Linked DNA regions of Homo sapiens: region 1 is linked to region 2. The links are chromatin loops, found by intact Hi-C in ENCODE. Cell type or tissue: endothelial cell of umbilical vein. All regions are shown on one strand. Links, peaks and the distances in the headings refer to the core of each region. The heading gives the core; the rest is flanking DNA.

The links. Hi-C counts contacts between places; a loop is a spot of excess contacts. Peaks named below come from ENCODE experiments on the same cell type or tissue, not always from the same donor. Only the 100,000 strongest peaks of a DNase experiment are listed, where the experiment ranks them.
Region 1: a loop joins it to region 2, with 8 times the contacts of the local background. A loop is called at or near these places in 4 of 110 quality-filtered maps.

Annotation. Positions count from the first base shown.
Region 1 is chr12:110,429,177-110,433,571 of GRCh38, forward strand. It overlaps the pseudogene HMGA1P3. Among named protein-coding and RNA genes, the nearest start is that of ARPC3, 19 kb to the right of the region's middle. RefSeq lists enhancers at 1-123, 2,561-2,670. In endothelial cell of umbilical vein, for the core only: a CTCF peak has its summit at 2,363 (motif pointing left); a DNase peak (open chromatin) is centred at 2,385; H3K4me3 peaks cover 381 bases; H3K27ac peaks cover 312 bases.
Region 2 is chr12:110,221,795-110,226,189 of GRCh38, forward strand. No RefSeq gene overlaps it. Among named protein-coding and RNA genes, the nearest start is that of ATP2A2, 57 kb to the right of the region's middle. RefSeq lists an enhancer at 1,952-2,452. In endothelial cell of umbilical vein, for the core only: a CTCF peak has its summit at 2,684; a DNase peak (open chromatin) is centred at 2,827.

The DNA.
Region 1 (4,395 bases), core at 323-4,322, 210 kb after region 2:
GGCGGACACAGGGCTCGTGGGCCTCACCTGGACAATAAGTGACTGCATCTCCATCACCACAATATGTACTCGATCCCAGGCGGAGGGCAAGGGGGCTGCGGCCACAGTGAAGAGGGAGTAGGGGACTCACCCCTCCTGCCTTCCTGTAGCCGAAGGGGGCTGTCCAACCTAGTGCAGGGACTAGGGAAGGTGGGGAAGGATGAAAAGTGTGAGCCCCACGTGGTGACAAAGACAGTTTGGCTGGGGGAATCCTGGGGGCCAGCACCCCCCTCCATTGGCCACACCTGCTGCTGCCAGGGCAGTGGAGTAGGGCGTGCCAGGATGAGATGGGGCTTGGGCCCCTTTTAAGGCCAGGGGAACCCTCCCAGGCCCCACTATGGGAGGCCAGAGGGAACAGTGAAGCAGAGAGGGCGCCCCCAAACCAAAAGCCCAGAGAGCAATGTCCCCACCACCAACGGAGTGGGGACGCAGCAGGTGCAGGGTGCGGCTAAGTGAGATGCTAGCCTTGTCCAGGAGGGCATGTGTGTATGCGTGGGTGGGCGGGGGGAGCTGGGAACTGAGGCCAGGGGAAAACTGCTCCCCACTCAGCCCATGGGAGCCCTGCAGTGGCTGGTGTGCTGCGTAGTGTGGTGGTGTGGGCACAGGTGGAAGATGGGGGTGGCGGCCAGAGGCGGTGGTGATGGTGGGCCTGCGGAAGGGGCGAGGGCGGTGGGAGCGGAGCAAAGCTGTCCAGTCCCAGAAGGCAGCTGCTCCTCCAGTGAGGAGCAGGCGGCACGCACGGTTCACTGCTCCTCCTCCGAGGACTCTTGCGAGATGCCCTCCTCTTCCTACTTCTCCAGTTTTTTGGGTCTGCCCCTTGGTTTCCTTCCTGGAGTTATGGTGGTTTTCCGGGTCTTGGCGGCACCCTTGTTTTTGCTTCCCTTTGGTTGGCCCCGAGGTCTCTTAGGTGTTGGCACTTCGCTGGGCTCCTTCTGACTCCCTACAAGCGCTGTCCCAGGACTCATCGGAGGCTGCTTGCGCGGCCTGCCCCGGCCCCGCTTCTCAGTGCCCTCCTTTTCCTGCTTGGAGGCCAAGGGCTGGCTGGACTTCGAGCTCGACTCGCTCATCTTCCCTTCTCTAAGGAGCAGGTGAAAGAGTGATGGCTGGGATGCTTCTTGGAACCGCGCCAGCGCGAGAAATAGCCCTGGCTCGGAGTCCCAATTAGAGGACGGCTGAACTATTTTCAGTGTGTGCGTGTGTGTGTGTGTGTGTGTGTGTGTGTGTGTGTTCCCAGCATTCAACAATATGAAGTTGAGTTGCTTGATCAAAAATAATAAAATCTGGAGGCTGGGAGCAGTGGCTCACGCCTGTAGTCCTAGCACTCTGAGAGGCTGAAGCAGGAGGATCACTTGAGCCCAGGAGTTCGAGATCAGTGTGGGCAACATGGTGAGACCCCATCTTTATTTAAAAAAAAAAAAAAAAAAAAAAAAAGGCCGGGCGCGGTGGTTCACACCTGTAATCCCAGCACTTCAGGAGGCCGAGGCGGGTGGATCACGAGGTCAGGAGATTGAAACCATCCCGGCTAACACGGTGAAACCCCGTCTCTACTAAAAATACAAAAAATTAGCCGGGCGTGGTGGCGGGCGCCTGTAGTCCCAGCTACTCGGGAGGCTGAGGCAGGAGAATGGCATGAACCAGGGAGGCGGAGCTTGCAGTGAGCCGAGATGGTGCCACTGTACTCCAGCTTTGGCGACAGAGTGAGACTCCGTCTCAAAAAAAAAAAAAAAAAAAAAAAAAAAAAAAGAAGGGGAAGAAAATAAAAATCTGAGAACTATTACTAAATTACCTTGTCTAAAAAGTCAACATTATAATTGTTTTTAATGTCAGCATTACATTTCAATTAAAGCTGTATTTTAAAGTTCATACTATTGGACCGGGCGTGGTGGCTCACGCCTGTAATCCTAGCACTTTGGGAGGCTGAAGCGGGTGGATCACCTGAGGTCAGGAGTTTCAGACCAGCCTGGCCAACATGGTGTAACCTTGTCTCCACTAAAAATCCACAAATTAGCTGGGCATCGTGGCGCACGCCTGTAATCCCAGCTATTTGGGAGGCCGAGGCAGGAGAATCGCTTGAACCTAGGAGGTGCAGGTTGCAATGAGCTGAGATTGCGCCACTGCAATCCAGCCTGGGTGACAGAGCAAGGCTCTATCAAAAAAAAAAAATCAGACTATATTCATGTATAATTTATAATAAATCATTTGGAAATTGTCCTCTTGCATATATTAAAAAACAAAATATAACAAAACAAAACACCTACCACGATAAAGTCCCAAGGGGAAATGGTCCAGAAGCTAGTTCCAGCGCCTGTGGCCCGTGCGCCCCCTGCTGGCAGTAACGGAACTGGGAACAGGACCCAGAGTAAGCTGGTTTTCTATCATGATGGTTCCACAATTAAAAAAAAAAAAAAAAAAGGGGCCGGGCACGGTGGCTCACGCCTGTAATCCCAGCACTTTGGAGGGCCAAGGCGGGCGGATCACGAGGTCAGGAGATCGAGACCATCCTGGCTAACACGGTGGTCTCTACTAAAAATACAAAAAAGTTAGGGGGGCGTGGTGGCGGGCGCCTGTAGTCCCAGCTACTCGGCAGGCTGAGGCAGGAGAATGGCGTGAACCCGGAAGGCGGAGCGAGGCGGAGCTTGCAGTGAGCCGAGATCGCGCCACTGCTCTCCAGCCTGGGAGACAGAGCGAGACTACGTCTCAAAAATATATATATATCTATATAGATCTCTACAGATATCTAGATATCTATCTATATATATAGATATTTATCTATAGATATATCTACATATCTATATATAGATCTATATATCTACATATCTATATATAGATATATCTATATAGCTCTATATATCTACATATCTATATATAGATCTATATCTATCGATCTATATATCTAGATATATAGATCGATAGATCTATATCTAGATACATATCTAGATATATAGATCGATAGATCTATCTCTAGATATCTATAGATATCTCTAGATATCTAGATATGTCTATAGATATATATACATACATACATATATTTGGCTGGGCGCGGCGGCTCACGCTTATGCCAGCACTTTGGGAGGCCAAGGCAGGCGGATCACTTAAGGTCAGAAGTTTAAGACCAGCCTGGCCAACGTGGTGATATGTTTAAAATAAAATTTTTTTTTCTTTTTTGAGACAGGGTCTCAACTCTGTCGCCCAGGCTGGAGTGCAGTGGTGCGATCATGGCTCATAGCAGCCTCGACCTCTAGCCACCAGGCCTGGCCCCAAACCTGTAATCTTGAAATGAATCAGGGTGGCTTTCTCTCCTTTCTGACATGTCTGTAACCCCTGTGGCAGAAGTTCCAACCCAAACACCAAAACTCTGATTCTGGGTTAAGAATTTTAATTTAGGACAGGTGCAGTGGCTCATGCCTGTAATCCCAGTGTTTGGGAGGCTGAGGTGGGTGGATCACTTGAGTCCAGGAGTTTGAGACCAGCCTGGACAACACAGCAAAACCTTGTCTTGCTGGGCGCTGTGACTCACACCTGTAATCCCAGGACTTTAAGAGGCCGAGGTGGATGGATCACTTGAGGTCAGGAGTTTGAGACCAGCCTGGCCAATATGGTGAAGCCCCGTCTCTACTAAAAATACAAAATTAGCCAGGCGTGGTGGCACAAGCCTGTAATCCCAGTTACTCAGGAGGCTGAGGCAGGAGAATAGCTTGAACCTGGAAGGCAGAGGTTCCAGTGAGCCAAGATTGCACCACTGCACTCCAGCCTGGGAGACAGAGAGAGACTCAGTCTCAAAAAAAAAAAAAAAAAGCAAAAAACAAACCAAACCAAAACAAAAAACACAAAAAAACATGATACCCCATCTCTACCAAAAATACAAAATTAGCTGGGCCTGGAGATGTGTGCCTGTAGTCCCAGCTACTGGGGAGGCTAAGGCGAGAAGATTGTTTGAGCCCAAGAGGTCGAGGCTGCAGTGGGCCGTGTTCATGCCACTGCACTCCAGCCTGGGCAACAGTGATACCCTGTTTCAAAAACAAACAAACAAACAAATTTTAATTAAACAAACAAAACCCCCCACGACACACCACCACCACTCTTTTGGCTTCAGGACTGTCCTTCTGTTTATCTATGGAGTAGGTTTTCACATATCCATTCCTTTTGCTGTGTGAACTGTGGTATTTAGCTAGCTTGTAATTCAAGTCTTTAAACAGATGCTCAAGAGCATTTAACCCACATATTAAAATCATATATTCACCCGTAAAAACAAAATGCAAATACTCTAATCATTCAAGTACTACCATAAACTCTAGGTTTTTTTTTTTTTTTTTGGAGATGGAGTCTCACTCTCTTGCCCAGGCTGGAGTGCAGTGG
Region 2 (4,395 bases), core at 298-4,297:
ATATATTTGTGTGGTGTTGGTTACTGGCATGTTGTTTTTAAGCCAATAGTTAAGTGATGCTCCTTTAAACAGAATATGAATTCCTTTGCAAGTATTTGAAAAAGACTAGATGCCCTTTATAGAAACAGCATTTTATTCCTCCAGAGGAAAGTCAGTTCACAAAATTATTAAGCCTAGTGATTAATTATTTTTTAGCCCTTCACTGTCTTTGGTACTCCTCTTGATTTTTAAAATGGTTGATGACAGATACTCCACAGAATCCTTAGAATTCTACTGATTTGATTATTACTTGCCATCTTTACTCCATACAGAAGGAATATGTGGATTAAACACAAAGGCAGCTCCAAAATTACTTTATTCACTGAAGCAGAACATCATTATTACTTCAAGAAAAGCAAACTGAAGAAATAAAACTCTAAAAGTACAAAGTTATTTATAGATTGTGTGTAACATTGGACATTTAGTAATGCAGCTTAATGGGTTTAGTGCAGTGACTTTCCACTCATTTCATGATTTGATTGGAACATTAAAAAACTTTAACTAACCTTGACAGTCTTTGACAGCTGGCACTTACTAAAGAGCTTATTACATTTTTCCTTCAGGATTGATACTCTGGCTAGCTAATTGATCAGAGTACTTAATCATTTCAGAAACTAATTTGTCTTTCATGTGATGGCCCAAATAAAGGAGAAGAATGCAGCCTGTGAAATCTGCCTCTGTGTTCACAGATTTCCTTCTTCTAGTTGCCAACCGTTGCATGGGACTGACTGTATGATTGTAAATTTCAAAAGGCCACTGCTTATCTTGCTTTCTGTATTAATTCAGGAAACAATCCAAATTTAAATGGTGCCCTTTAAGAAGAATCTTATAATAGGATAATGTGCTTTCTGTTATAAATCTGTTAACTGAATTCCAAAGCCATGTATTTTCTAGGTCTGGAGAATGTACCAGAAGGGTCTTAGAATACTGTTCAAATCCCTATGGAAATAAAACCAGAAATTGCAGAACACCTACCTTTTTCTTTAGATTAATACTTGCCCTTATTTTGCTCTAATTCAGGAGACGATAATAAAGGAAGGAATTTCATTTAAACTATCAAATAAACGTAAATGTGTTATTCTGCCTAATTAACATTTATAAATTTGTAAGATCTATGCACTTTCCAAGTCCATTTCTTTTTTTTTTTGAGACAGAGTTTTGCTCTTTTTGCCCAGGCTGGAGTGCAATGGCAGGATCTTGGCTCCCTGCAACCTCCGCCTCCCGCGTTCAAGCAATTCTCCTACCTCAGCCTCCCAAGTAGCTGGGATTACCGGCATGTGCTACCACGGCCAGCTAACTTTTTGTATTTTTAGTAGAGATGGGGTTTCACCATATTGGTCAGCTGGTCTTGAACTCCAGACCTCAGGTGATTCACCCGCCTCGGCCTCCCAAAGTGCTGAGATTACAGGCATAAGCCACCGCGCCCGGCCCCAAGTATGTTTCTTAACTTTTTAAGGTAACACAATACAGAGCACTTTTTATAATTTGAGTAAAATAAAAGACTAAATATATTGCTGAAACTAAAAATATACAAATTTGCAGAATTCTTCTGAGTTGAATATGAAAAATGGCAAACTGATAACTTGTCAAAGCTGTCTCTACAAAGGCAAAGTCAAAGTTTGCATTGAAAAATGACTTTGTAGCTGGGCACAGTGGCTCACGCTTGTAATCTCAGCACTTTGGGAGGCCAAGGCAGGCAGATCGCCTGAGGTCAAGAGTTCGTGACCAGCCTGACCAACAAGGAGAAATCCCATCTCTGCTAAAAATACAAAATTAGCCAGGCGTGGTGGTGTATGCCTGTAATCCCAGCTACTCGGGAGGCTGAGGCAGGAGAATCACTTGAACCTGGGAGGTGGAGGTTGCAGCGAGCCAGATTGCTCCATTGCACTCCAGCCTGGGCAACAAGAGCGAAACTCCATCTCAAAAAAAAAAAAGAAAAAAGAAAAAGAAAAATGACTTTGTATGCAGGTGTGTGTCTTATAGAAGCCTTGTCTTATGCAGGCATTCTACCCTATATTAGTGACTAATGAGTGTGAGTAAATGACTTGTTTCTACAAAGGATTCTAGGTGCTTACATCATTCATCTTGTCTGGCATGAAGGAGTCTTTAGCCCCAGGGAACGGGTAAGATAGCATCCTGATGATTAACTTTCTTTAAACTTGGTTTTATCAGTAACGTCATTGTTACTGATTGTTACTCACCTACAGGTGAGGAGTAGATTACATATGCAACAGATCTTTCTTTTTTAGACAATTCATGGCAGCCAGGAGAGAAATAAAGCTGTATCTTTATTAAATATGTAAATTATTCCTCCACTCATACTGGCTTAGCTCCTCTTCCTCTTCCTTTTAATGAGAGCAGTTTAAATTAGAGCTGCTTGGCGTATGGCAGCCAGGCCTGGGATGAGTGTTTTGTCTCGGGGGATGGAGAGGGATCATTAAAAGTTATCTATGTATTTTTTATCTTTGACCCTACTGTCTTAAGATAATCTTAAAAAGAGAAGTTGACTGTAAATATTGTTTAGCCCCACCCCATCCTTGCAAAAGAAATCAAAAAATAAAACACAGATCCCAAATAAGTATTTTTAAGAGACTTGGACAAACATATGCTTTCTGCTCCTATGCTCCCTCTTTTGGCAAACTGGAAGTACTTTCTTGGCAAACATCGATATTTTCACAATTTCCTTTCCAGAATTGCTGAGAGGCTTGAGTCACCAAACTTGGTTTACTGCTATGGAAATTCACTATTCCGAGCACAGGAAGAAATTAAAGATTTTTGTTTTTCGGTGAAAGTATGTGTTTACACCTCAGTTCAGAGTGTAACAGCAGGTTCCTGGCTTGGCTGCTTAATGCTGCATGCGATATCCTGGTAAACAGTCATAGAATTTTGGAGCTTGAAAGGAACCTCAGAATGATTCATATAATCATTTATTAGATCAGGAGCTTTGAGGGATCTCTTCCAACCTCTCTCCAGTGTGGAAATCAGTTCTGTAGCGCATGTAGCGAATCACTTTCCAGCCATAGTAGTGTACCCGCAATGCGGCTCACTCCTCATGAGGGAGCCTGTTTCATTGTTAGAGCACAACCTAATTAAGTTATTGGTTCTGAAACTGAAGCAGACTTACAAAGGACTTTTTATGAACTTCAGTTATGCAAAGCAAGATTTAACAAATTTTATTCCCTGAAGCTCTAATCACGACCATGATCATGAGTGATTCAAGCAAATAACCTGGTACTGAGCACTCCATTTGTACCAGGCACTGTCCTAAATGCTTTATATGTGTAGAACTAACATAACTCTCACAATAACCTTATGAGGCAGCTGCAATTATCCGCATTTTATAGATAAGGGAACTGAAGCACAGAGAGACTTTCACAATATTATACAACTAATGATTGTGGCAGAGCCAGGATCCAAAACCTGTGCTCTTAAGTACTTATATTGCAGTGTGACCCATGTATATACCTATTGTATATAAGCAAACAGATTGATGTCTGTTTATGAGTTATGGTATGAAATAATTTTTAGTGCTTATTATAAAATTATAGTACCTTTTTTTAAAAAATGTGTTTGCTTACTATACCTAAAGAATAAACTTTACTAAATGGTTAAAAGTAACCTCAACCAACCAGATGAGGGAATTATACTGAAAATAAATGTTCAGTAAATGAATGAAAGAAATGAGTAGTAGTTTTAAATACAGAGCAAACTGAAACTTTATAGGGTTATCATTTAAATCTATCTGTGTGTTAAAATCATGCATGTCTCCAATTGCTGGACATTTAGATCAACTCCAGTTTTTCACTTTATGAACAATGCTGGAATGAAACTTAAAGATTGAAATACAGCTGGGTGGCCAGGCACGGTGGCTCACGCTTGTAATCTCAGCACTTTGGGAGGCTGAGGTGGGCGGATCATGAGGTCAGAAGTTCCAGACCAGCCTGACCAACCCAGTGAAACCCCATCTCTACTAAAAACACAAAAATTAGCTGGGCGTGGTGGCAGGTGCCTATAATCCCAGCTACTTGGGAGGCTAAGGCAGGAGAATCTTGAACCCAGGAGGCCTCCGCCTGGGTTGCAGTGAGTCGAGGTCACACCACTGCACTCCAGCTTGGGCGACAGAGCTAGACTCCGTCTGGAGAAAAAAAAAAAAAGAAAGAAAGAAATACAGCTGGGTGTGGTGCTCATGCCTTATCCTAGCACTTCGGGAGGCTACGGCAAGAGAATCACTTGAGCCCAGGAATTTGAGGCCAGCCTGGCCAACATGGTGAAACCCTGTCTCTACTAAAAATACAAAAAATTAGCCGAGTGTGGTGGTGCACGCCTGTAGTCCCAGCTACTTGGGAGGCTGAGGCA